Regions from separate parts of the Homo sapiens genome. Here region 1 is linked to region 2. The links are chromatin loops, found by intact Hi-C in ENCODE. Cell type or tissue: heart right ventricle. All regions are shown on one strand. Each heading gives the region's core, and the rest is flanking DNA. Links, peaks and the distances in the headings are about the cores only. Region 1 overlaps GREB1L (GREB1 like retinoic acid receptor coactivator). Region 2 overlaps GREB1L (GREB1 like retinoic acid receptor coactivator).

Region 1 (10,459 bases), core at 1,072-9,071, 50 kb after region 2:
AGCTTGCACATAATCAGGGGTGGAAGGAACAGAGAAGAGAAGCCCTTTCATTGTGCACTGAGAAATTCAGGACTTGACTTCAGGATGTGAGGACTGAACAAGCAGTCCCTGGAGACAGAGGGCAGCCACACAGATGGCCGCTATGGACACTGGGTTTTTTGTTGTTGTTCTTGTTTTAAGACAGGGTCTCACTCTGTCACCCAGGCTGGAGTGCAGTGGTGCAATCATGGCTCACTGCCACTTCCACCTCCTTGGCTTAAGTAATTGTCCCAACTCAGCTTCCCGAGTAGCTGGGACTACAGGTGCATGCCACCATGGCTGGCTGATTTTTAATTTTTTTTTTCTTCGAGATGGAGTCTGGCTCTGTTGCCCAGGCTGGAGTGCAATGGTGCGATCTCAGCTCACTGCAACCTCTGCCTCCCGGGTTCAAGCGATTCTCCTGCCTCAGCCTCCCGGGTAGCTGGGATTACAGTCACCTGCCACTACGCCTGGCTAATTTTTGTATTTTTAGTAGAGACAGGGTTTCACCATGTTGGCCAGGCTGGTCTCGAACTCCTGACCTCAAGTGATCCACCTGCCTCAGCCTCCCAAAGTGCTGAGATTACAGACATGAGCCACTGTGCCTGGCCTAATTTTTAAATTTTTTGTAGAGATGGGGTCTCACTATGTTACCCAGGCTGGTCTCAGACTCCTGGGATCAAGTGATTCTCCCACCTAAACCTCCTAGAGTGCTGGGATTACTGGCATGAGTTACCATGCCCAGCTGCTATGGGTACTGGTGAGATTACCTGGTGACTGCCTAGGTGGGAGAAGTATGTGGAATGAGAGAGGGTCCAGGAGGAAACCATGAGAAACACTGTCATTTAAGAGTCAAGCAAGCCAGGCGCGGTGGCTCACGCCTGTAATCCCAGCACGTTCGGAGGCTCAGGCGGGCGGAACACGAGGTCAGGAGATTGAGACCATCCTGGTTAACACGGTGAAACCCCGTCTCTAATAAAAATACAAAAAAATTAGCCGGGCATGGTGGTGGGTGCCTGTAGTCCCAGCTACTCGGGAGGCTGAGGCAGGAGAATGGCGTGAACCCGGGAGGCGGAGTTTGCAGTGAGCCAAGATCGTGCCACTGCATTCCAGGCTGGGCGACAGAGCAAGACTCTGTCTCAAAAAAAAAAAAAAAAAAAAAAAAAAAAATTAGCCGAGTGTGGTGGCACGTGCTTGTAGTCCCAGCTACTCGGGAGGCTGAGGCAGGAGAATCACTTGAACCTGGGAGGCGGGGATTGCAGTGAGCCGAGATTGTGCCACTGCACTCCAGCCTGGGCGACAGAGCAACACCCTGTCTTAAAAAAAAAAAAAAAAAAAAAAGGTCGGGGGGCTGGGCATGGTGGCTCACGCCTAATCCTAGCACTTTGGGAGGCAGAGATGGGTGGATCACCTGAGGTCAGGAGTTCGAGACTAGTCTGGGCAACATGGCAAAACCCCGTCTCTACTAAAAATACAAAAAATTAACCAGGCATGGTGGCAAGCTCCTGTAATCCCAGTTACTTGGGAGGCTGAGGCAGGAGAATTGTTTGAATCTAGGAGGTGGAGGCTGCAGTGAGCTGAGATCTCACCATTACACTCCAGCCTGAGCGACAAAGCAAGATTCTGTCTCAAAAAAAAAAAAGAGTGAAGCAAAGGAAGAGTAAAACCAGCAAAGAAGATGGAGAAGGAGCAGCAGAAGCAGGAAGGGAGCCAGGAGCAGAACAGTGTGGTGAAAGCTGAGGGACAAGACAATCTGGAGAAATGGAAGGTGGTAGACAGTTACAGTTGTTGTTGGTTTTTTTGTTTTTGTTTGTTTTTTTTTTTTGAGACGGAGTCTTGCTCTGTTGCTCAGGCTGGAGTGCAGTGGTGCAATCTCAGGCTCACTGCAACCACTGCCTCCTGGGTTCAAGCAATTCTCCTGTCTCAGCCTCCCTAGTAGCTGGGACTACAGGCACCCACCACCACGCCCAGCTAATTTTTATATTTTTAGTAGAGACGGGGTTTCACCATATTGGTCAGGCTGATCGGTGGTAGACAGTTTTAAAAGGTAGGAGAAGTCAAATAGGATCAGGAATGAAAATGTCCCATGGCATGCGATTAGCCTTTCAAGAAGCAAGTGTGGTGAACAAGGGTGGAAATAGGTTGGTAATTGTCAGAAAGGTACAATGGCAGGAAGAAATAATTAGAAGGAGGGATGCTTGCAGGATGAGGTTCTTTCCTTAAAGAAAAGGAAGAGTTGATGACTAATGGAATAAGGTTCTAGAGGGGGCAGAGAAGAGAGAGAGAACAAGGATGGAAGCCACACATTGATGGCAGAAGCACGAGACAGGACCGAGGCTCCCTGATGATAGCAGAGATGCTTTATCAGTCTTGGACTGTTACCTCCAAATGTTATGCCAAGAAGAAAGAAACTTCTAACTTGCTGTTTCAGGTTTCCTGTCATTTGCAGACAAATGTAAACCTAATTAGGACAGGAGAAAGGGCTGTGGAAAGAACAAGAATAACCAGAAACCTCTTAAAAGCATGAAGACATGAAATAGCACAGTATGTCCAGAAGATAAGACCAAGACCAAGTAATCTTGGTCTAGACTCCCAAGTGTGAGAGAGGGCATGTTAGGAAAGAAAGATGGAAATATAGCCCAGGTCTCAATTGCTGCAACTAGATCCTATAGATAAAAGATAGCCGTGAATGAGTGTTAAGCAAAGAAATGACATGTTCACATTTTAGCTTTGAACGGATTTCCCCGGTGGCAGTCTGGTAGGGGCTTGTGAGGAAGTAAAACAGGATGCAGGGAGAGTGTTTAGAAACTCCTACTATAGTCCTAGTGAGTGGTCATGATAGCCTGTGTGGGTGCAGTTATGGGAGGGTTACAGAGGGTGGGATGAGCCTGGGAAATATTTAGGAATGAAATCAGTGGGAATTAGTGATTGATGACACGGCGAAGTAATTCAGGAGGACGTCGAGGTTTCTGCCTTGCATTGCTTCTTTTCTCCACCCCTATTGTCAGTAGCTTAATCTAGGCATGCCGCTACCTCATTTTCTCATTCAACGAGTATTTACTGAGTGCCTTCTTTGTGTCAGGACTGGCAGATACAGAAGTGAGTGAGTCAGAAATGATCTAAATGATCTCTGCTCTATTCGGTCTTAGGGATACCTATGATGAATGCTTCATATGTGAGAACTCATTTAATCCTCAGAATACCCTGTAAGTACTTTTTTTTTTTTTTTTTTGAGATGGAGTCTCACTCTGTCCCCAAGGCTGGAGTGCAATGGCATGATCTCAGCTCACTGCAACCTCCAGCTCCCAGTTTCAAGTGATTCTCCTGCCTCAGCTTCCTGAGTAGCTGGGATTACAGGCACATGCCACCATGCTTGGCTCATTTTCGTATTTTTAGTAGAGATGGGTTTCACCATGTTGGCCAGGCTGGTCTTGAACTCCTGACCTCAAGTGATCCACCCACCTCGGCCTCCCAAAGTGCTGGGATTACAGGTGTGAGCCACCGCACCTGGCCTGTAAGTACTATTATGGTCTCCATCTTTCAGAAAAGGTAACCCAGTCTTAGAAAGTTTAATAGTTGGCTCAAGGTCACACAGCTGACTGACAAGTGATGGTGCCAGGAATCAAACACAGATCCATCATACTTCAAAGCCATGTTTTTAATCACTTGACAATGCTATTTCTCATGCAATTATACACAACGTGTTAAAGACCACGACAAGGATTACTGCAGCCTCCTACCTGGACATGGCATGTTCCAGCCAGAGTAGTTCTTTTTTCAGGCAAACTGGGGTGGATGATGGTACCTTTTCTGATTCAGGGAACCCTGAGAAAGAAGGTGAGATTTCTGGACAGAAGGTGATCCATTCAGTTCTTAGACATATGGTTTTCGAAATGGCTGTGAAACAACCAAATGGAAATATCCAGCAGTAATCTAATAGGGTCTGAAGTGCAAGGGAACCCAGGGTTGGAGATAAAGAACTTGGCTTCACTAGTACTTAGGGTCAGCTAAAGTCAAGGCAATTAATGGGACTCTTCAGGGATTCCTAGAAGTGAGAGGAGCAGCCTGCTGAGAAAGGGGCAGGTGGGTACAGGCTTGAAGAGAGTGGAATAGATTTGGAATAATTGATTAGATAAAAAGGAAAGGAACTCAGCCAAAGGCAGTCAAAGATATAATTAGGTCACATTTAGGGATAGGGACAATGAATTTAGAGTGATCTCAGTCTGCAATGATGAGAGATTTTCTCCAGTAGCGATCACCAACTCAAGAGTAGGAACACTGGCCAGCATTTTACTGTAAGTTTCTTTCATTTCTTACAGTCTTATTTAAGACTGCCTATGAGTTCCCAGATGACCCTGAATTTACCTTTGACCAGCTATTAAACACCTGGCCTACGAAGTTGTATTAAAATCCATCTTTCCTTTAGATTTTGAAATCTTTAGAGTCACAGTTTGTGTTTTATTCATTTTTATTCCCACTAACTCACACAGTACTACTTGTATACTTGTTTTATTCCCAGATTAGACTGTAAATTCCCAGAGGGGAGGAACTATAGTTTCAACACCTTTGCAGGAGCATCACCTCAGTACAACATCTGTGAGATCAGATTGACTTTACACTGTCAGTTGCAATGGAGAAACAAGCCAAATGTCTAACACTATCAAGCAGTTGTTGTTGTTGTTGTTGTTGTTGTTGTTGTTTTTGAGACAGAGTTTTGCTCTGTCGCCCAGGCTGGAGTGCAGTGACACAATCTCGGCTTACTGCAACCTCCACCTCCCGAGTTCAAGCGATTCTCCTGCCTCAGCCTCACGAATAGCTGGGACTACAGGCGCCTGCCACCAAGCCTGGCTAATTTTTGGTATTTTTCATAGAGACGGGGTTTCACCATGTTAGCCAGGATGGTCTCGATATCCTGACCTCGTGATCCGCCCGCCTTGGCCTCCCAAAGTTCTGGCATTACAGGCGTGAGCCACCGCACCCAGCCTCAAGCAGTGATTTTTAAGTGTTCAGACTTGGAGTTAACAATCCAGGCTGGGCATGGTGGCTCATGCCTGTAATCCTAACACTTTGGGGGACTAAGGCAGGTGGACTGCTTGAGGTCAGGAGTTCAAGACCAGCCTGGCCAACACGGTCAAACCAGTCTCTACTAAAAATACAAAAATTAGCCGGGCATGGTGGTACACACTTGTAGTTCCACCTACTCGGGAAGCTGAGGTGGGACATGCCTGTAGTCTCAGCTACTTGGAAGGCTGAGGTGGGGGAATCACTTGAATCCTGGAGGCAGAGGTTGCACTGAGCCAAGACAGTGCCACTGCACTCCAGCCTGGGTGACAGAGCGAGACTCTGTCTCAAAAAAAAAAAAAAAAAAAAAAATCTCTCTTCTCAACCTTCTGCTCCCTGTGTTTCATTAAGAGGTAGCGAGGACATGTCCACCCTGGTATGCGGCCATTTTGTCTTTGGGGTTTGGGCTCTACTGGCAGCTCGATAAATTCTGTGACCAGGGACAAACTACTAAGCACTTCTGGGTCTCTTGATCCTCATTAGTAAAACTGAGTGGACTGAACCCAATAATTGCTTATGCCCTCTCTTGTTGTATAATCCAAAGATTCCATGACCTTTGGGAGACCTTTAAACCATACCTGAGAACCACTGTCTTGTGAAGCACAATAATACATGGGCTCTGTGTTTCCCTACTGGAAATGGACAAATCCCTCTCTCTATAAAATTGGGTTATAATCTAGAGATCATAGCATTTCTAAAATGAAGACACTAACATTTTATATTTATTGCTTTGACAGCTAGGCAAGACATTTTATCAGATACAAGGTTGTTTTTCAATGGTAGGTTTACCCATGAATCCAGTCGGGGCACTTTAGTTCACTATGATAGTAGAAAAGAAAGCTAGAAGAATATAAAACATCATCTTGGCTCTTATATGTACCTTGCTGACTAACTCCCTTTTTTTTTTTTCCAGATAAGAAACCAAAAGGTGTCCATGACTTAGGTACTAAATGGCAAGGCTGGAACCAGAATCCAAGTTGCCCAGTCACACAGTTTTTGTTTTTTAAATAACCAAATTGGTCAAAAATCTTCCTCAAAGACAAAAACAGATGAAGGTAAAATGCCAATTGGTTAAATTTAAACAGAGACTTCACTTTGTTCTTTTCAGGTTCAATAATAAACAATTCTAGTGATTAGCATGAGGGGCTGGCAGAGGAAACATTCTGACTCCTAAACAAAAATATTTATATTTTTGCATGGTGGTTAGTAAATCAATTGTAAAAATTATATGGAAAACAAGGAGAATTAGAAAACCCACAGCACAATTTCCTCTACTCTTTTGGGGGACAGATGAAAAAACAAAATGAAATCCCTGTGGCTACCTTCATTAGCAGCCAGGGTGGTGAGTCCCATTGTAAATCTCACTTATAGAGGCTCATGGCTACCTGCAGAGCCTAGGAGAACAAATCACATTAGTTAAGACACCAGATGACCAAAGGAAGCAGTGAGCGTCTGGTAAAGCTAGTAAACAAAAGGCAGCATTCCAGATGAATGCCATTGCTAGAGCCTGCATTGTAAAATGCTTGGATTTGAGAACCCTAAAGCAGATTAGCTTAAAGCAACAAAAGATTCAAATAAGATACAAAGAACTCATTTTGGCACATTAAGAAATTGTCTTCATTAGATCATCAGGTGCTTAAGTGTAATTATTACAGAAAAAAAAAATCCCATCTAAGTTTTGTTTGAGGCAGTGAAGCCTAGAACAAGGACCTAAGGATGGTTCTTGAATATAACATGTTCATGACCAAAATTCACCAACCAGACACAGTGGCCTTTTTCTCTTTTAATCTTCTTAACATTTTAAAGGTCTGTAATGACATTAAAATTTGTTGTGGACATCATTTCAACATTCAGTCCATGATGATGGACTGAACATCAATTCAGGCCATCAATCAGTCTGAAATTTTACAAATGCATTTAGAGACCCTATAAGCACATAGGCAAAAATGGTTCCAATAATTTAAATGCTAATCCTAAAACCCTAAAGCCAAAATTGAGGTTTAATAATGAAAATCTTTCCCTATAATTTCTATTTTCAGGAAATTAATTTCTCATCATATCTCCCCAGTTTTGTTTGATTATAACAATGGCCCCTCACCACCAACAAAAGCAGTTCAGCTCCCACTTTCCCTTTGAAAAGTATTCCCATCGTTTTGTCAAAGCCTAATAGGGTCATAAGCAAGGCTGCACTGACATGGAAGGAAAGACCTTACACCTAATACACTGCTGTCACCTGAAGCTTTCAGGCCAGGTGAAAGCTTTGACTTCATTTGTGTTCAAGCAGAAAAACACTAGAAAAATTCAGTCAGTATGAACTCCAAAATGCTTTTTGGCTTCACCACTCCTTTAGGTTTAAAAATTATAATAAGTAGCCAGGTGTGGTGGCTCACACCTATAATCCCAGTGCTTTGGGATGCTAAGGTGGGAGGATCCCTTGAGGCCAGGAGTTTGAGATCAGCCTGGGCAACACAGCAAGAACCTGTCTCTACAAAAGATTTAAAAAATTATCTGTGTGTGGTGGTGTATGCCGATAGTCCCAGCTACCCTGGAAGCTGAGGTGGAAAGATGCCTTGTGCCCAGGCTGCAGTGAGCACTTGCAATCACATTTGTTTGACAGAGGACAAGGGAAGTACAGAAATCAAGAAGCTTGTGGCTGAGTCATATTTCAAGATGATTGCAGATGAGAGGCACGGCTCCCCACCACAAACTTTCAACTGGAGGAACCCTTGCCAATGCTGTGGCCTCTCCTGTCTTTCCAGTTTTGTCATAAAGACAAGTGGCAGGTATCTATCCTATCAAGTCAGTGACTAGTACAAATTCTCAGATAGCTCCTTATTTGCTGACTGCAACACACAGGGTCTCCTTCCATTTTCTCATCTACTCCTTTCCTCTCTTCTTGGTAGCCAAGGCAGGACCAAAAATGGCCTGACCATTACTGCTCTGAAAGCCAAGACAGGCAGTGGTGATCATGCTTCACTACTTCATAATCATGTAGCTTGAGGCTAGTTATCTGTAAAATGGATATATCTCCTACTTCATAGTGTTACAGTAAAGAAGATAATGTATGTGAAGTACGTTGCATGTATTAGGTATGCAACAAATGTTAACACTCCTCCTTATATAAATCCCTAACCATGGGAAGAACACACTTCTCTACTTTATAGAATTCTTTCATGTATATTATTAACATCTTGGTTAGGGCCGGGTGCGGTGGCTCAACGCCTGTAATCCCAGCACTTTGGGAGGCCCAGGCGGGTGGATCATGAGGTCAGGAGTTCAAGACCAGCTGGGCCAACACGGTGAAACCCCGTCTCTACTAAAAATACAAAAAAATTAGCCAGGCATGGTGGCGTGCGCCTGTAATCCCAGCTACTCAGGAGGCTGAGGCAGGAGAATCACTTGAACCTGGGAGGCAGAGGTTGCAGTGAGCTGAGATTGTGCCATTGCACTCCAGCCTGGGCGACAGAGCAAGACTCCGTCTCAAAAAAAGAAAAAAAAAAGAAAGAAAAAATCTTGGTTAATCTTTATAAAATTACCACACTCATAAGTAGCCAAATACTGACACTCAAATGCATGTCCTCTGACTCCAAACCAATGTGGTTTTTTTTGTTTGTTTGTTTTTTGAGACGGAGTCTCGCTCTGTTGCCCAGGCTGGAGTGCAGTGGCACAATCTCAGCTCACTGCAAGCTCCACCTCCAGGGTTCACGCCATTCCCCTGCCTCAGCATCCCAAGTAGCTGGGACTACAGGTGCCCACCACCATGCCCGGCTAATTTTTTTTTATATTTTTAGTAGAGACAGGGTTTTACCATGTTAGCCAAGATGGTCTTGATCTCCTGACCTTATGATCTGCCCGCCTCAGCCTCCCAAAGTGCTGGGATTACAGGCGTGAGCCACCACACCCGGCCCCAATGTTTTTCTATTGTGCTGCAATGAGGGGTTGTGGTAGTGGGACCACAATTATATTCCTGTAGCATCAGATCCTGCGGGTGGGGGCGAGGAGCATGGCCTGAGCCAGGAGGGATCTTAGAAGCAAACAAATGAAGCAAAAATAGAGACACAAATAAACCCATACCACTTAGGTAGCTGCCAGAGAGGTGAGGTGGACTTGGGTTTTGTCAATAAAGTGTCCACTGTAAAAGGTAATCAGAATAAAAGTGAAAATAATTGTATTGTTGTAGGTTCTAGATCTTTGTAAGAATGTTATTATTTTAGGTTGCTCAAAAAAAATCTTATGAACACAATAGACCCAACAAAATGTTATCTTAGTCTAAGGTTGAGAGAGGTTTCCTAATTGTCATTAGACATAACCAATGTCTAAATTAACCAAAATTTTATAAACAACATCTCAGAACTGCATTGAAAGCTTTGAACACTTTGCTTCACTTAATTCTTATAATGACATTATGAGATAGAGCCTTTCATTCATTACATGAGAAAACAGACTCTAAAAGGTTGAGTGACTTGTTCAAGAAAGTTAGCAGTGCTAAGATTCAAACCTAGGTCCTTTAAAATCTATCATATGCTTTTCAGGCTAAGCTACACTAAATTCTCCATAGTCACAGAAAAGAATATGTAAAATGGTCCAAACTGTAATCAAATTGTTAATCAAAATTCAAGGGAGAAATAACTAATGCTATGTTGGTTAAACATGATTTTACTTACACAGCTTGTGAAAATTCCTGATTAGAAATATCTGAGGTCAGACTGACAGCCTAAAACTGCCTTAGAATAGAAGAAACAATATGGGATTCCTAGTCCACTCTTACATGATTCTATACAATCAAATACATTCTGACTCCACTATGTGCCTTTTAAATTTCAACTTTTCTAATAAGATAATTTTTTTTTTTTTTTGAGATGGAGTCTGGCTCTGTCACCCAGGATGGAGTGCAGAGGTGCGATCTCGGCTCACTGCAACCTCAGCCTCCTGGGTTCAAGCAATTCTCCTGCCTCAGCCTCCTGAGTAGCTGGGATTACAGGCGCCCGCCACCACGCCAGGAATTTTTGTATTTTTAGTAGAGACGGGGTTTTGCCATGTTGGCCAGGCTGGTCTTGAACTCCTGACCTCAGGTAATCTGCCCACCTCAGCCTCCCAAAGTGCTAGGATTACAGGCGTAAGCCACTGTGCCCGGCCTAATAAGATAAGTTTAAAACCTAACTCAGACTGATAATTTTTGATCCACGGACATGATCCTCACTCTCCTTTATAACCTTTCATTCTGTTATCTGCCTTGGGAAAGTCTTTGTTGAGAAGTAAAATATAAGGAACCTCCTAAAGGAGTTGAGATATGTAGGCTGGTGGCTTAAGTTGAAAAACAACTTATTTTTATTTTGGGGTAAAAAGTGAAGAAACACAGGAGAATCCTAGGAAGAAACAG
Region 2 (10,459 bases), core at 900-8,899:
CATCCACTTTAAGTAAGAAATGTTGGATGAAAGTTTTTGGACAAGAGTATCAAACATGTAAAAATCCCAGCAATGTGTTTATTTAAGAAAAACCTGCCATTTTGTTATTGCACCACACTTTTACATGGAGAAGTGGTTAGTAAAAAATTATGTCCACTTACAAGGCTAGAGAAAGTAAGCAAGGTTCCAAGTCTGTAAGGGTATTTAATAAATACAATAGTAAATAACTGCCATTTGAAGAGCAAATACTATGTCCCAAGCACTGTGCTGGGTGGGTGCTTTAAGGACATCATCTCATTTGATCTTTATGACCCGGCAAGGTAGGCGTTAATGGCCCCATTATATGCATGAGCAATCTAAGACTTTAAGTTCTTAAAATACTTGCTGAAGTTCTTAAAGTACTAAGTGACAAATCTGGGATTAGAACACAGTTCTGATTCTAAAGCACATGGTCTTTGGTCTCACTCCTAATTTCTAAGGATTATGAAGTCTATTATACTGATGGTGTTTTCTGTGTCTTTTCCATGACATATTCTAAGAGGATTCTCTAGTCACAAAGAATCATTGAACAAAAAATGCATTATGAGAGATTTTCATTGTCGACAGTCAGAGCCACACCTGAACTGTTTATCATTAGATGAGACGATAATGCTTTTCAAATGCTAAAAAGTTTTCTGAAGTTGTTCTACTACAGCCTACTAGGTAGTAAGCTCTGTGAGGAACAGGACTGAGTCTTTTAACTGTTGTGTCCCTACGTAAGAGCCTCGTGTGATTTCTGTCACACAGTACATCCTGAATAAATACTGCTGAATGAAAAAACGAGTAGTTGGATCTTCACTGCTAATTTACTCCAGCATATTAGATTTATCATTAGACTTCTATATTAAACCATCTGCTCAATTTCACTAAACAAAGTGAAAACGTTTTTTCTTTTTTTCTGAGACAGTCTCACTCTGTCGCCCAGCCTAGAGTGCAGGGGCGCCATCTTGGCTCACTGCAAGCTCCACCTCCCGGGTTCACGCTATTCTCCTGCCTCAGCCTCCCGAGTAGCTGGGACTACAAGCGCCACCACGCCCAGCTAATTATTATTATTATTTTTTTTTTTTTTTTTTTGAGACGGAGTCTCGCTCTGTCCCCCAGGCTGGAGTGCAGTGGCGCGATCTCCGCTAACTGCAAGCTCTGCCTCCCGGGTTCACGCCATTCTCCTGCCTCAGCCTCCCAAGTAGCTGGGACTGCAGGCACCCACCACCACGCCCGGCTAATTTTTGGTAGAGACGGGGTTTTTTTTAGTAGAGACGGGGTTTTTTTTAGTAGAGACGGGGTTTCACCATGTTAGCCAGAGGTCTCGATCTCCTGACCTCATGATCCGCCCACCTCGACCTCCCAAAGTGCTGGGATTACAGACGTGAGCCACCGTGCCAGGCCGAAAATGTTCTTTTTTTATGAGAGCCTTATAAAAAATGAAAATTACCATTTCTTTTCCTATGAACCATAAAAAGTCTTTAAGCTATAATTTAAGGAACTTCTATAAAGCGTGTGCAGGCTCACTTATTGATCAGTGTATTGCTAGACTTTCTGATGACACTATATAACTAGGAAGAATGTATCAAACTACAAAAATAAATACACATCATGATCAATACAATATTTGAATTCATTGCTCTATTCTTTTTCCTTTTTACTGATATTTGTGCCTGAAACATGATTTCATCTATAGTAAGACAAATTCTGAGAAACAAAAACAACAGTAGAGAAATGGCAGCAGTAGAAAAGCAACAAATCTCATGTGCTCTCTTATCTTTTTAATTATTTAAAATAAAATAAATCAAGTCTGTTATTTCTTGTGATATAGGGAAGCTATGTTGTGAAAAAGCCCAGACTCTAATATCAGAAAGTAAAATAATTCTAGATAAAGTCATTTACATTTTATATCATATAGATAGAAATATAAAGATACATAGTCCTAGTTATTTTGGGTGAACTAATGTTAAATATAAAGTGAGAATCACATCACACAAGTATAGATAGAAATATCTATCTATATGACATTGGAATGAGTGGTATGGAAAAACAACAAATAACTTACAAAGTGAATAATCCACAGATAAATAATTGAGTTGACTTGATATCAGGTCCAATATCAGAGCTGACTTGATATCAATGACTATAGAGAGTGAATTCTCTTTTCTTTATAAAATATTAATTTTTGATAAATTGCATGCTTTTTAAAAATGTCTGGTCAAAAAAGTCATTTAATTAAGCTAAGTGTTTTGAGAATTAATAAAAATGAAAAGGCCGGGCGTGGTGGCTCATGCCTGTAATTCCAGCACTTTGGGAGGCCAAGGCAGGCAGATCATCTGAGGTCAGGAGTTTGAGACCAGCCTGGCCAACATGGTGAAACCCTGTCTTTACTAAAAATACAAAGAGTAGCTGGGCGTGATGGTGGGCGCCTGTAATCCCAGCTACTCGGGAGGCTGAGGCAGGAGGATTGCTTGAACCCAGGAGGCAGAGGTTGCAGTGAGCCGAGATCATGCCACTGCACTCCAGCCTGGGTGACAAGAGCAAAACTCTGTCTCAAAAAAAAGAAAAAAAAAAAAGAAAGAAAATAAATAAATGTTTAAGAAGTTACCGCCTGTAATCCCATCACTTTGGGTGTCCGAGGTGGGCAGATCACGAGGTCAGGGGTTTAAGACCACTCCGGCCAATATGGTGAAGCCCTGTCTCTACTAAAAACACAAAAATTAGCTGGGTGTGGTGGCATGCACCTGTAGTCCCAGCTACTCGGGAGGCTGAGGCAGGAGAATCACTTGAACCTGGGAGGCAGAGGTTGCAGTGAGCCTAGACTGCACCATTGCACTCCAGCCTGGGCGATGGAGCAAGACTTCATCTCAAAAAAAGAAAAAAAGAAAAAAAAAAAAGAAGTTACTAAAAGAAAAAATGTCTCATAATTGAACTAAACTATATAATCCCCAAATAATCCTCTGGTATATTTTTTAAAATTCTGCAGTAGTTTTAAATAAATGTGTATTTTAACTCCCTCATATTGGAAGGAATTTTATAAGCATGAAACACTCACCTAAAAGTGCATTTTTTCCATGATCATCTGGTAGAAATCGCTTGTCCACAGCACAAACTAGGATGTGTTCAGGCAGATTGGGAGACTTGGCCCCCACCAGGAGGAATCCTGCTGGGATGTCAATTTGTTCCATACACAGTGATACCAAACGCAAATCCTTTCCTGCTTGACAAAAACCTAAAAACCAGTTTAAAAAAAAGGACACAGTGAAATGTTTAGTGAGATTATATCTTCTTATCACTCATTTGGAGAGTAGATTTATTTTTGAGAATCACTATTACAGACTAAATTAAAGTCCCTATACCCCTATACTCCAACCAGAAGACAAATCTGCCAAGTGTGGCCCTCTGAACAAAGCTGAAAAGACATTGAAAGGAAATATTTCCGTCTGCTTCGCTTCAGCCAAAGCGACAACTTCATATTTTTTCTTTTTTTTTTCTTTTTTTTTTTTTTTTTGAGATGGAGTCTCGCCCTGTCGCCCAGGCTGGAGTGCAATGGTGGGATCTTGGCTTACTGCAACCTCCACCTCCCAGGTTCAAGTGATTCTCCTGCCTCAGCCTCCCGAGTAGCTGAGATTACAGGCGTGTGCGCCACCACACCCGGCTAATTTTTTTTTTTTTTTTTTTTTTTAGTAGAGATGGAGCTTCCCCATGTTGGCCAGGCTGGTTTCGAACTCCTGACCTCGTGATCCACCCACCTTGGCCTCACAAAGTGCTGGGATTACAGGCGTGAGTCTGGTCAACAAGTGGGGCAATGGTGAATACACAACAAACTTTGAAAACCACGTAGTTTTTATGTGCATGTAATACGATTATTTTACTTCCAATCCAAATTCACTTCTCTAGATGGGTACAGTGTCAGAATAGAGATACTCTTTATTTTCACAGAGGAAAAGACTGAAGCTCAGAATTTGGTGACTCCTAGATGAACGGGCCAAAACTGTTACAGCATTTCACTTTTTACCATGACATGACATGACAAGATGTGACAAAATCTTACATAACCACTTTGTATATCATAATGTATTATATGAATTCATCTGTTCATTGTTTATTAAACAAACATTTGCAACAGATGCTGTCCAAGACCAGGAGATACAGAATTGAACCAAATATAACTTCCTCCAAGAACTCACATTGCAGTCATTTGGAAGAATGTATAAGGAACCAAGAATCACAGACAGTGTTATAGGGAACAGCTACAGTTCTGCTGCAAATCTTCTGGGGAATGATTCCGTCTGTACTCACTGTAATCATATGACTTCCCCAGGGAGTTGTGACACTCCAAATTGATGTGGAGCTAGGACCTGATCCAACTGGGCCACTTTGATAGCCCAACTTTCTGGCCATAGTTGATTGGTCCAAGGGTGGACATATGACATAAACAAGGCCCATCAAAGCCTTTCCCCTAGAAAATCTGAACATGGAGCCAAGGAGAGCATGGCTCAGACTGCTTAGTGCCAGCCCTGTCTCTTGACTTGGGAGGGAACTCCGTCAGCACAGGCAGGAGGCTGAAAGACTGTTCTGGCAGTATCTGGATCCCTCAGCCCGCTGTATCTGCCTTTCCCAAGGTCTGGCCATGAAACCTTTTCTTTGGAATTCTTTCAGTAATTTCTTCATTTTACCTAAGCCATTTTCAGTTGGGTTTCTGTCATTTGCAACCGAGAAAGGCTGAATAAAAGTATGATAAATGCTATTTCAGGCCGGGCGCAGTGGCTCACACCTGTAATCCCAGCACTTTCGGAGGCCGAGGTGGGTGGATCACTTAAGGTTGCGGTTCAAGTCCAGCCTTGCCAACATGGTGAAACCCTTCTCTATTAAAAATACAAAAAAAGGCCGGGCGCGGTGACCCGCACCTGTAATCTCAGCACTTTGGAAGGCAGAAGCGGGCGGATCATGAGGTCAGGAGATCGAGACCATCTTGGCTAACATGGTGAAACCCCGTCTCTACTAAAGATACAAAAAAATTAGCCGGACATGGTGGCAGGCACCTGTAGAGGCGGAGCTTGCAGTGAGCCCAGATCGCGCCACTGCACTCCAGCCTGGGCAACAGAGCGAGGCTCTGTCTCAAAAAACAAACAAACAACAACAACAACAAATTAGCTAGGCATGGTGGCACATGCATGTAATCCCAGCTACTTGGGAGGCTGAGGCAGGGGAATCACTTGAACCAGGGAGGCAGAGGTTGCAGTGAGCCAAGATCGCACCACTGCACTCCAGCCTGGGCAACAGCGTGAGACTTGCTCTCAAGAACAGGGAAAAAAACGCTATTTCAGAAAATTTTGGAAGCAAGGAGGATGCCTACCTCTCCCTACACAAACCCGAGGAGAGCACCATTATCATTGCCCAATACAAAGTAGGGAAAAACCATGCTAGATTCTCCTAGCATCAATTCATGTTATGATTTTAACCAAGTGTCAACAGATAATTGAATGCTATCAGTTACTGGCATGAGAAATAAAAAAGAAAACACCATGAAAACATTGGATGAGGCGAGGTGCAGTGGCTCACGCCTGTAATCCCAGCACTTTGGGAGGCCAAAGAGGCAGATCGCTTGGGTCCAGGAGTTCAAGACCAGTCTAGGCAACAGGGCGAAACCCCATCTCTACAAAAAAATACAAAAATTAGTCGGGCCTGGTGGTGAGTGCTTGTAGTCCCAGCTACCTAGGAGGTTAAGATGGGAGCATCCCTTGAGCTAGGGAGGCAGAGGTTGCAGTGAGCCAGGATTGTGCCATTGTACTCCAGCCTGGGTGACAGAACAAGACCCTGTCTAAATTTTTTTTTTAAAGAAAAAAAATTAAAATTTAAATTTAAAAAAATGGATGAAGCGGTGGGGCATATTAAATTTACCATATAGTTTGGGTCACCAAACCTCAAAAACAAGCCTAATAGAATTGGGAAAAGTCAACAGAAGAAAGAATAAAATTATCAAGACTGCAGGGCTCAATCATTTCAAGCTTATAGATCCCTTTTTAACATTAATAAAAGTCAATTTAAACTCTAAAAGTCAATTTAACTCTAGAAGTTCATGAATTAAGAAAAAATATAAAAACTTATGAATTCTTTAGCAATTTTAAGTGCATCTGCATTTGTTCAAAATATCATTTATATTTATTTGGAAAATAGTCATTAAATATGTCGGTCATATTACTTCGTTTACAAATATTTTTTGGAGCCTATGGATACATGGAACCCATTGGAAAAAAAAAATCTGCTGTGTCCACCCACCTCTATTAAGGAACAGGGCTCACAGGTTTGAAAGTTGGGAATTGATGATGATGATGATGGCAGCTAAAACTTATGGAGCACTTGCCATAGCCAGGCACAGTGCTAAATACTATATAGATTACCTTATTCAATGCACTCAACACTCAAGACTGGTACTAACCCTGTAGATAATCTTTCTTGTACAGCATGAATATCAAACAGTATATGAATAAACTGATCTAAGTAGGCCAGGTGCAATGGCTCACGCCTGTAATCCCAACACTTTGGGAGGCTGAGGCGGGTGGATCACCTGAGGTCAGGAGTTCGAGTCCAGCCTGGCCAACATGGCGAAATCTTGTCTCTACTAAAAATACAAACATTAGCTGGGGGTGGTGGCATGGACCTGTAGTCCCAGGCACTCGGGAGGCTGAGGCAGGAGAATTGCTTGAACCTAGGAGGCAGAGGTTGCAGTGAGCCGAGATTGCACCACTGCACTCCAGCCTGGGCAACAAGAGTGAAACTCTGTCTCAAAATAAATAAATAAATAAACAAACAAACCAATCTAAAATTACTTTCTATTTAAAATCAAGTCCTTATCACATGCCATGTAATGACAGAATTAATTTTTAAATCTCTGAATTCAAAAGATTACACACTATTATAAGAGACATTTGTGAGTCAACGATTGAGGAACACAGATCTGTTCTAACCTCTTTAATATGTAAATGAAAGAAGGGCCCCAAGAGACTAAGAAAGTGGCCCAAGGCCAAATACTCAACCACCAGAAACAGTAGATCCAGAACCCAGGTCTCTTAACTCCTAATTAACTGCTCCTTTGACCTCATTAACACCTCTCTGACTCATATACAGTCATTTATCACTTAACCACATGGATGCATTCTAAGAGGCGATTTTGTTGTGTGAACATCATAGAGTGTACTTTCACACACCCAGATGATACAGCCTACCACACATGTAGGCTAGATGGTATAGCCTAATGCCCCTAGGCTACAAACCTGGATAGCATTCTATTGTACTGAATACTATAGGCAGTTGTAACACAATGGTTAAGTATTTGTGTATCTAAACATATGTAAACACAGAAAAGGCACAGTGAAAATACGATATAAAAGATAAAAAATGACACACCTGTATAAGTCACTTAAAACAGAGCTTGCAGGACTGGAAGTTGCTCTGGGTGAGTCAGTGAGTGAGTAATGAGTGAATGTGAAGGCCTAGGACATTACTGTACACTTTGTAAATGCTGTACCCTTAGGCTACACTAAATTTACTAAAATGTTTTTTTCTTCAATAATAAATTAACCTTAGCTTACTGTAACTTTTTAACTTTATCACCTTTTTAACTTTTAAAAACCTTCTGATTCATAATAAAACTTAAAACACAAACACTTTGTATAGCTGTATAAAAACGTTTTCTTTCTTATATCCTTATTCTATAAGGCTTTTTTGTATTAAAATTTTTGTTTTGTTTTGTTTTTTACTTTTTAAACTTTTTTTGTTGGCCTGGCGCGGTGGCTCACGCCTGTAATCCCAGCACTTTGGGAGGCCAAGGCGGGTGGATCACAAGGTCAAGAGATTGAGACCATCCTGGCCAATATGGTGAAACCCCATCTCTACTAAAAATACAAAAATTAGCTGGGCATGGTGGTGGGCGCCTGTAGTCCCAGCTACTCAGGAGGTGGAGGCAGGAGAATCACTTTAACCCAGGAGGCGGAGGTTGCAGTGAGCCGAGATTGCGCCATTGCACTCCAACCTGGTGACAGCGCGAGACTCCATCTCAAAAACAAAAACAAAAACAAAAACAAACAAACAAACAAACTTTTTTGTTAAAAACTAAGGCACAAACACACACATTAGCCTAGGCCTACACAGGGTCAGAATCATCAATATCACTCTTCCACCTCCATATCTTGTCCTACTGGAAGGTCTTCAGGGCAAAAACATGCTTGGAGGGTCATCTCCTATGATAATAATGCCATCTTCTGGAATACCTCCTAAAGGACCTGCCTGAGGCTGTTTTACAGTAAACTTTTTTTTTTTAATAAGTAGAAGGAGTGCACTCTGAAATAACATAGATAATAAAATAACTAGGTAATAAAAAATAACATTTATTACCTAGTATCATGTGGTGTACCTAATTGTATGTGCTATACTTTTATATGACTGGCAGTGCAGTAGGTTTCTTTACATCAGCATCACCACAAACACATGAGTAATGCATTGCACTACTTTACAATGGCTACAGTGTCATCAGGCAACAGACATTTTTCAGTTTTGGAACCTACAGGACCAATGTCATATATGCAGTCAGTCATTGACCGAAATGGTGTTATTTGGCACATGACTGTATACTGTTTCACCTTCCTCTAGTCTGATGGAGAGCTCTCCTATAACTTCATCCTTGCCTATTTTTGTTGGGTCCTATCACTTGACTTCCCTGTGGCCTTTTCAGATTGATTTCTGAGCATCATTTGATACACCAGCCCCTGCCAGCCATTGACTGTGTCGGCATTCACCTATTTCATACTTGTTAATGAGTCCTTAAAATTCAAGTTTTGGCAAGCCGCAAAAGTAATTCATGCTCACAGACTGACATTTCTGCTGAGCTTTCTCAAGCAATACATTGCAAAAGGGAGACTAAGAGGGAAAAGTTACAATTTTGTTTCTGGGCTAAAGAGGTATAGAGTAGAGAAGGCACAGTTAGTGTTGAGAAGGCCTGAAGAAAGCAGGATTTTCTAGGGAAGAGAGATTATTTCAGAGCAATTTCTGTGGCAAAATGAAAACTACACAATCCACACAAATAGTTTTTAGTATTACAATCTTTGAGGGTTTTCCCATTTATGAGGACACCTAGAGGAGAAAAGCAATAATTATTAAACAATTACTGTATTCTATGAGAGGTGTGTGCCTAACCTCCTTCCCTTAAAAAAAAAAAAGTCAAGAGGTTCCTGTGCCCGTGAAAAGAGAAAATTCCTATTTGATGAAAAAAAAAAAAAAAAAACCCACCCCATAATGATGGGGGTTTGTAAAAGTGGCACGAGAACCAACTGAGATCCCAATGTCCAAAACTGAACAATTTGAGCAACAAAATAAATTAGTATTGGATTATAAACATAAAATAAATGTAGGTATTTATGGCCATAATGACATAAATAAACGAATGAACCCATCAATAAATGGGAGAGAAGAGATGAATTCCCAGGCAGTAGAATTTCAAATAATTTACGTAGCCTGCCCTCAAGGATGTGGAGTATAACTCCCTGCTCCTTCAGTGTGATCTGGGGATTCCTTCCACAGTATGTAGTGGAAGGAGAGTGGGGATAACACTCCTTCAGCCCCTCAGCCAGGTGACCAAGGTCAACAGCAATAGTGTTAAATCATGTTGATAGTATGTACCCTTGAAAGAATAAGATAAAAATTTACCTCTGTGATCTTCCTCCCCAGATCCCATAACCTCAATCTAATAAGGAGAAAAACATCAAATGAATTCCAATAGGGGGGTCTCCTACAATATGCCTAATACTCCCCAAACGGCCAAGGTCATCAAAAACAAGGAAAGTCTGAGAAACTGTCACAGTCAAAAGGAACCGGTGAAACCCCATCTCTACTAAAAATACAAAAAATTAGCGGGGCGTGGTGATGGGAGCCTGTAGTCCCAGCTACTCGGGAGGCTGAGGCAGGAGAATGGTGTGAACCCGGGAGGCGGAGCTTGCAGTGAGCCGAGATCGCACCACCACTGCACTCCAGCCTGGGCGATAGAGCAAGATTCAGTCTCAAAAAAAAAAAAAAAAAAAAAAAAAAGGAACCTAAGGAGACATAACAATTAAATCTGATGCCGTATCCTGGATGGGATACTGGAACAGGAAAAGGATATTAGGAAAAAACCAAGGAACTCAAATAAACTGTGGACTTTAGTTGTTATTAAAATTAATAAAAATGTATCAATATTGGTTCATTACTTGTAGCAAATGTCCTATACTAAGATATTAATAATAGGGCAAACTGTGTGGGGATATATGGAAACTGTACTATTTTCTTAATTTTCACAAATTTAAAGCTGTTCTTCAAAAATAAAATAAAATAGTTCTATTTTATCTTTTACCATGTAGCTATTTGCCAATACAAGCCACACAGGCAATTTAATTAAGAAGAGAAT

The links. Peaks named below come from ENCODE experiments on the same cell type or tissue, not always from the same donor. Only the 100,000 strongest peaks of a DNase experiment are listed, where the experiment ranks them.
Region 1: a loop joins it to region 2, with 2.1 times the contacts of the local background. A loop is called at or near these places in 13 of 110 quality-filtered maps.

The regions. Positions count from the first base shown.
Region 1 is chr18:21,338,663-21,349,121 of GRCh38, reverse strand. The region is part of intron 1 of GREB1L (GREB1 like retinoic acid receptor coactivator); the gene reads right to left. Among named protein-coding and RNA genes, the nearest start is that of GREB1L-DT, 100 kb to the right of the region's middle. RefSeq lists an enhancer at 6,215-6,813. In heart right ventricle, for the core only: no CTCF peak of the experiment used is centred there; no DNase peak of the experiment used is centred there.
Region 2 is chr18:21,388,179-21,398,637 of GRCh38, reverse strand. It overlaps GREB1L (GREB1 like retinoic acid receptor coactivator), which reads right to left. Exons shown (of 33, transcript NM_001142966.3): 5 at 3,077-3,253. The region is part of intron 2 of GREB1L-AS1 (GREB1L antisense RNA 1); the gene reads left to right. Among named protein-coding and RNA genes, the nearest start is that of GREB1L-AS1, 58 kb to the left of the region's middle. RefSeq lists an enhancer at 6,791-7,643. In heart right ventricle, for the core only: no CTCF peak of the experiment used is centred there; a DNase peak (open chromatin) is centred at 4,469.